2 separate regions of the Homo sapiens genome follow, and region 2 is linked to region 1. A link is a contact called in ENCODE Hi-C or POLR2A ChIA-PET data. All regions are on one chromosome and are shown on one strand. Each heading gives the region's core, a stretch centred on a gene start or an enhancer-like site at or near the end of the contact. The rest is flanking DNA. Distances are from core to core; before and after follow the strand shown.

Evidence for each region. A loop is a pair of places that touch in the nucleus more often than their neighbours do. ChIA-PET counts read pairs that join two places held with the same protein, here RNA polymerase II (POLR2A). Pooled maps may share reads with other maps.
Region 2: a map of chondrocyte shows a loop between it and region 1 (2.6-fold over the local background). The contact joins two enhancer-like sites. A Hi-C loop is called at or near these places in 2 of 168 maps with a recorded cell type or tissue (aorta and chondrocyte), 1 of 37 single-sample maps with no recorded cell type and 9 of 50 pooled maps. POLR2A ChIA-PET finds 5 or more read pairs at or near these places in 1 of 52 experiments (AG04450).

Annotation. Positions count from the first base shown.
Region 1 is chr21:28,769,882-28,773,423 of GRCh38, forward strand. It overlaps a transcript of HEMK2 not described here. Among named protein-coding and RNA genes, the nearest start is that of HEMK2, 110 kb to the right of the region's middle. Within about 2 kb of position 2,015, at least 3 of the 41 ENCODE cell types and tissues checked have a DNase peak (open chromatin) inside an H3K27ac peak, as active enhancers do.
Region 2 is chr21:28,942,707-28,946,248 of GRCh38, forward strand. It overlaps LTN1 (listerin E3 ubiquitin protein ligase 1), which reads right to left. Exons shown (of 30, transcript NM_015565.3): 20 at 3,446-3,542; 21 at 3,101-3,245; 22 at 1,677-1,890; 23 at 961-1,198; 24 at 556-630. Among named protein-coding and RNA genes, the nearest start is that of LTN1, 48 kb to the right of the region's middle. Within about 2 kb of position 1,822, at least 2 of the 41 ENCODE cell types and tissues checked have a DNase peak (open chromatin) inside an H3K27ac peak, as active enhancers do.

The DNA.
Region 1 (3,542 bases), core at 765-3,264:
TTGTACTGACTCAATTGCTTACAAGGGTCACATTTTGACTAGACATTTCCTGCCTTTGGGCTAATGAATTACATCATAATTCAATTTGAATGCCTCAAAGTCATCAGCCAGCACCCTCAGCATTGTGGGGCAGTACTTCTAAGGCAATAGTAGTTACTGTCTGAGAGCTGAATTTTTTCTGCAGAATGCACCATCAATAAATGATTTTTATTTGCCTTCCCTAAAGCAAGGCTTTTGTGACGTTGAATTTGTAAGTTGTATTTTCCATCTCACAAAAGATTTCACAAGGAAGTAGAGTTTGGGGATTGCTTCTCTGCTCTTGTGCATCCCACAAATCCTCACCCACATCCTGACTCCTCAACAGGTCACCGTGTTAAGAGTTGGTAGGAAGAAACCCTTTCCTTTAGGATTTTTCCTCTTCTCTATACCCCATGGCCACCTAGTGTAATCAAGCCCCTTTACTTTCTTCCCTCTGGGCTCTTCTTAGGTTTTCCTTACCATTCAATTCAACTTGTTTCCAAGTGAAGGGAAGAGGATGGGGAATGAGGCTTCCCAAGGATATGTCCAGTATCTTTATGATACTGAGACCTTTCCAAGTGCTGTCATTTGAATGTGTCCCCCAAAGTTTGTGTGTTAGAAACTTAATCTCCAATGCAACAGTGTTGGGAGGTGGGGCCTAATGAGAGGTGATTAAGTCACGAGGGCTCTGTCATCATGTATGGATTAATGTCATTATTGTGGGAGTGAATTAATTATCTCAAGAGTGGGCTTGTTATAAAAGCAAGTTCAGCTCTCTCTCTCTCTCTCTCACTCGCTCTCACCTTCCACCATGAGATCACACAGCAAGAAGGCTCTTGCCAGATGCTGACACCTTGACTTTCTAGCCTCCAGAACCATGAGCCAAACACATTTATCTTTGTTATAAATTGCTTGGTCTGTGGTATTCTCTCATAGCAGCATCAAACTGACCTACACACTGAGCACCTAGATCAGACTCCTCTTAGAATATCTCCTGAGTAGCATCATGCTACAATTCTCTACCTCTTTCTCCACTGTGAGTCAGTACCAAATGCTGTCTCTCTTCCTTATTCTAGCCATGACTCTGGATGGAGAAATAAGATTAAAACACACACACACACGCGCAACTTACTGGAATTTATAGAGCAGTTACTTCATGCCAGACACTGTGATAAGTACTTCAGAAACATTACATCAATTAATCCTCACAAACAACTGTTACTCCCATTTTATAGGCAAGGATATTGAGACACAGTGACCACACAAATAGCAAGTGGCAAGCCAAGGTTTGAATCCCAGTTTGAGGTCACCACTGTGCTCTGTGAACAGGACTTATGATGGCCAAGTACTAATATTACAATATTGGAATTTATACTCTCTGGAGTTACGATTCAGGGAGAGATGATTTGGAAGTATAAAGTCAGATATTTTCATATTAAATCTAGGTCAAATGTTCTCAACCAGAGGTTATTTGCATCACTCTCCCACCACCCTGACCAGGAGACATTTGGTAATGCCCAGAGACATGTTTGGTTGTCACAACTGGGGACTGCTACTGGCACCTAGTGGGTACAGGCTAGGGGTGCCGTGAAAAATTCCATAATGCACAAGATGCACCACCCCCCCCCGCCAAAGAATTGCCTACTCCAAAATGTCCACAGTGCTGTGATCCAAACACCACCTCTAGGGGTTTGGTTTAGTTGCCATATTTTCCTCTCCCCTACCCATTCTTCTCTTTGGATTTTAATTCTCTGTGTCCATTTTAACAGTCTTGTTTTAGGTTAATCTTTTACTATGACTTTCCAAGGTCCTTTTAGGAAGCAAGGGGAGTGTGACTGAAGGAAAAACTGACATTCAAAAAATCTCCTGAGAAATAGCACCCTGCTTGGAACAAAATCCTCTGTGAACACTATTTTGGGAACAGTGACCAAACAAGCCAGTCGTCTGCCACTTACACATCCAATCCTGCTTACTACCACTGCTTCCTGGAATCCTGTCCCAAGAAAGGGGCTAGGGGTGAGGAGAGTGGTTACCCTGGAACATACCATTTCTATGAGAAATCTTAAAAGAAAAAAAAAAATGAAGACAACAAACCTGTAACTTGATGCCAGCCTGAAATCCTCTTCACTAATCATAAGTCAGAGAAAGTGAAATTATTTCCATCACACTCATACAGCATGTTCTCTGGGGTTTGCAGGAACAGAAGAGACAATGTGGAGAAAATGCATCGTCTGTGGTTCTGAAATCAAAGCCTAATTAGTCAGAAGACAAATCCCATGGGCTTCAGTACTAAAACCTATGTTTCAACCATGCCTATGTTGGGAAAGTCCTAAAAGTCAAAGAATGATAAGGCAACTTTAGTGGAGAACATCTTTGTTTACATTACAGGACTCACATGTAAACTTTGAAAGCATGCAATCAAGTGAACAAAATATTTTAATTGGCCTTTAAAATATTATTATAAGAGCAAGACCAACTTGTTTAAAGTATTGCCTGGCTGGTCTCTGGTTTTGGCAGCTCATTATACTGTCTTAATGCCGTAAGATTTATTAATGGTCACATGCATTTCTCTGAAAAGCATTCCACATTTTATCCAATTCTGGGTAAAGGTTATTTATACCTTAGAATGCTCTTAATTGCTTCACATTAAAGAAAAATATGGAATAAGTTATAAGTATTGCCTCATTTAATGTATTTTCAAATTATAGCGTTTTGGCAAGTTTTGCTCATTGACTTCTTTAAGCTTGGGATATCTTTTATCCCTTTTACATTCTCTCAAAATTTTCCTTATCACTCAAAAGCTAATTCAGATACCAATTCCTCCATTAATCTGTTCCTGACTCCCACATCAGCATTAACCAAATGTGCTTCTCTGCTCCCAACCATATTGCTTCTGTATTCACTAGGCATATGTAACAATCATTTTGCTCTACATTATATTTGTCTCTGTCTTTCTTCTTTAATTAAAGTAATTAAAGTACCTTCAGTGGGAAAGACAGCATGTTATTCATTTTGCATCTGAGGAAACTGATAGGGTGTCTGGAATTAGCATCCAATAACGATTGATTAAATTACATGTAATCATATGAGTTTTATCAAATAAAAATTGCTTCAAGTTTGTTCTTTTGGTTTGTTTGAAGCGGTTTGCTCATTTTAATAATTACATGAGACCCAAGCCTCAATCTCTTAGAACAGGTAGCTCTAGTGCCTCTCCTGCTCTAGACTTAATTTTGTTTCCATTGGTGCCAGGATATGAACAAAACATTTTCTGATGCAAATATAGTCTCAGATTGGGACCACACCAAATACCACAGTCCAAGTAGGTGAATAATGCACTGAATATTTGGCCTGGTTTGGCTGATTGCAGGCAAGCTAGCTAATAATTAATTAAAGTAGGATCTTCTGTATTTACTTCATTTCAAAACTCCTTGACACTCTCTCACTCGGCAACTCTCATTATCAACTAATGACATTTAAACACCTAATACATACTAGGCATCTTTAACAACTAGAAATACAGAGCT
Region 2 (3,542 bases), core at 572-3,071, 170 kb after region 1:
GTCCAGTTTAAATGCCTCTTCCTCAAAAGAAAGTCTTCCCTTCCTGATGTACATTAATTGTGCCCTCATACATGCTATCTTATATAGGCCTAACTGACCTTTAAAAAAAAGTTATCTATCCTTTTTCTTAGCACTTATCATATACTATATTTTCCATAACGCTACAGTATCATCTGTATCAGATAAATTCCTTAAGGAAAAGAAAGTGCTCACTAAACACTGCATATTCCCCTCAGCATTTAATTAATACTCTGCACAAAGTGGATGCTCAATAGATACTTGAACCGATACACTCTTTCCACAGCCACCATATGGCCAAAGATAGTTTTACTGAACAGTAGCAAACGGAAAATGTGATTTAAGAACAATTAAGAGAGTGACACAATCTTTTGGGTGAAATCTATATTTCATTTATATCTTACAGATAACTAAAAAGATCTATCTGTAGAATGAATATAACTCTATAGCTTCTGTGCTGCTTCAGTCCTCTAAAGACATTATAAGTGAGATGGATTATAAGAATTTAATAAAACAAATTATTTAAAAAAACCTTACAAGGCTGGCTCTTCTTCTTCATCTCCGTATGACTTTAGATTATCCTGATCATACTGTGGTAATTCAGGCATCAATCTAGAAATTAGAACATTATTTTTAAATATGTGATATTAAACTGTTTATTAAGTCGTGCTCAAGAGCAGAAAGACCAATACTTATTTTATAATGAGTAAATGTTTTAATGAGTTTTCTTTAAAATAACTACTATAGCCAGGACTATTGAAATATAAATTGTGTATAGAGAACAATAACCTAAAAGATGAGGCAACTTAGGGTCCCTATAAGTGAAGCAGTCAGATCTCCTTCTTTTAAAAATTTTACTTTAAATAATTAAAAGTAAAAACTAAGCATATATTCTATTTTTTTAGACCACTGTAACATTGATTCAATTGGATGAATTCTTACTTGTATAGCATATGATAAACAGCAATTTGCACAGGCCTAGCTCTGAAGAGGAGTAATGGGGCCAATGTATTTAACAAAGTCTGGAGATATTCTGGTAAGTTTGTTTTTTGGTCAGCAACTAATCTTGCAGGAAGTTTGTGACTCAATAGCTGTTCCTTTGAGATATACGTTAATGTTTCACACATGGGTTTCAGCATTGCATTCTGAAAGGATGTTTCAGACACATCTTTGTTTTCTCCTAATGACAAAAAGGAAAGAAACATGCACGTCTCAAAAGAAAGTTAGTATAGCTTAAATGATTCACAAACAATCAAATGTCATTTAAGAAAATGAAATAAAAACTAGACATAAACAATAAAGCAGTCTTAACTAGAAACATGAACTGAATATATATTCCAGTTAATCTCAACTGTTTTAATGACTTTTATCTGATCCAGCAAATGTTCAATAGCAAGGTTCTATTCACATCATCCATTCATGTTATCTGAAGTATTATTATTTTAATTTGCAACAGTCATTGGATACCTTGCCATTTTTCAATTTCTGTCTGTAAAGTAAAGCATAGATGATGCTTCTGAGAAGCCAAGCTTTCTCTTCTGGCTTTTTCTTTTACTATTTAGTATTATTTGATTTAAACATCAAAATTTTTGCTTTTGAATTTTTCAGTAAGTCATTTCCAATGAATCAATCTCACTATTATTCCCTTTTTCACTTGCCTGTAACAGTCACCAAAATAGGTAAAAGCAAACTGTGGATGCCTTGGGAAAAAAATTCTTTCCATTCACTGATTAGATTTACAGGAAGATTGCCAATGGTATCCAGAGTTGTGGAATCAAAGAAAGCACTGAGGTCACAGGCCAAATCACAGCTGACACAGGCAAACAGTTGCACAAGTGGAATAGAATACAATGCCTGATTCTCACTTGTTGTCTGAAAAAACAATAAAAATGAAATAGGTAAACAGACTTCTACCAGAACACTACAAATAAAGCCAATATAAAGAAAAGCCCCACTTTCATTTCTTTGAATTTTAAAACGAAAAGCAGTTGAGGTGTGTAATCTCAGGAGAAACATAAAATTTTACATCAAAATAACTTTTTTCTTCAAAATTAAATACCATGAATAGAATCATTAATAAACAATTTATTCTCAAGTACCCTTTTTAATTTCTAACCCATGGAAGGAAACACTAAGTCAGACACATTAAATACACATTTATAATCTTCTCAGTAGCCCTACAAGTTGTAAGTTATTATTTTAAAATAAGAAAATCGGCCAGGCACAGTGGCTCATGCCTGTAATCCCAACACTTTGGGAGGCTGAGGCAAGTGGATCACATGAGGGCAGGAGTTTGAGACCAGCCTGGCCAAAATGGTGAAACCGCATCTCTACCAAAAATATAAAAATTAGTCGTGCATGCTGGTGGGCATCTGTAATCCTGCTATTTGAGAGGCTGAGGCACAAGAATTGCTTGAACCCAGAAGGCGGAGGTTGCAGTGAGCCAAGATCGCACCATTGCACTCCAGCCTAAGCAACAGAGCGAGATTCTATCTCAAATTTAAAAAAAAAGAAAGAAAGAAAGAAAGAAAACTGAGTCTCAAATAGTTTAAGTTTAAAACTCTAAGTCACATAGCTAATAGCAGGCAAAGCAGAGATTCAGACCAATCCAACCCTGACTGACTTGCTGCCTTGGAGCCCACAAGTAATATACCTCTGGTTGCTTTGGGTCAAAAATTACACTAATTCCCTCTGAATCTGCTACTATTTAATGCATTACTCTCACAATATTCACACAGTATGTTTTAGAAATAATCTAATTATAACCAAAAAAGACCAAAATAATTGTCATTAACAGATAAAACCTGAAAGGGCTGTGCTGCAAATATTACAATAAGCTAATGGAGAAGGCATTTTAATAACAGGAGATTTGGTCACTGAATGATGCTGGTAGTCATTAAAAATCTATCATTTTACTATTCTGTCAAATAGTAGCTGGTAAGAAGAACATCTATAAAGTGTTTTAAATTATACAAAGGAACCAATTACAATCATCACTTAAAGAATGAGATTAGTAAATAGTTCTGATGCAAAAGTATGTACAAAAACCCACAAGAGGTGATGACATATCGGGTTAATTTACCTCCAACCAAGCCAACATGGAGCACATGATGAAGTCCCACTCACTCTCTGCCAAAGGGGATGAGCAGTATTTCAGAAATAGGGAAAGAAACCGGATTATTTCTATATTTACACCCAGTACCTCTGGACTTGCTTCTGATAGATTACTGTGATAAAGATAAAAACAAAAGACAATAAAAGATTATATTGACATTCAATTAGAAAGTATGCTACTTTAAATCTTACATACTTATTTATAACTGACTTAAATGTCTACCATAATTTCTCTACAAAATTGTGACACAGATACGTAATCTTTGTCTGAATTGTATACTGAAGGAAAAACATAGTATAAAGTATCACCTACCAACTGAAAAGAAAAATATCTTCATGCTCTTTCTTCCAGGATATTATGATTTTTAATATTCCATGTAATAGCTCTCCATCATCTATACTTTTGGTTT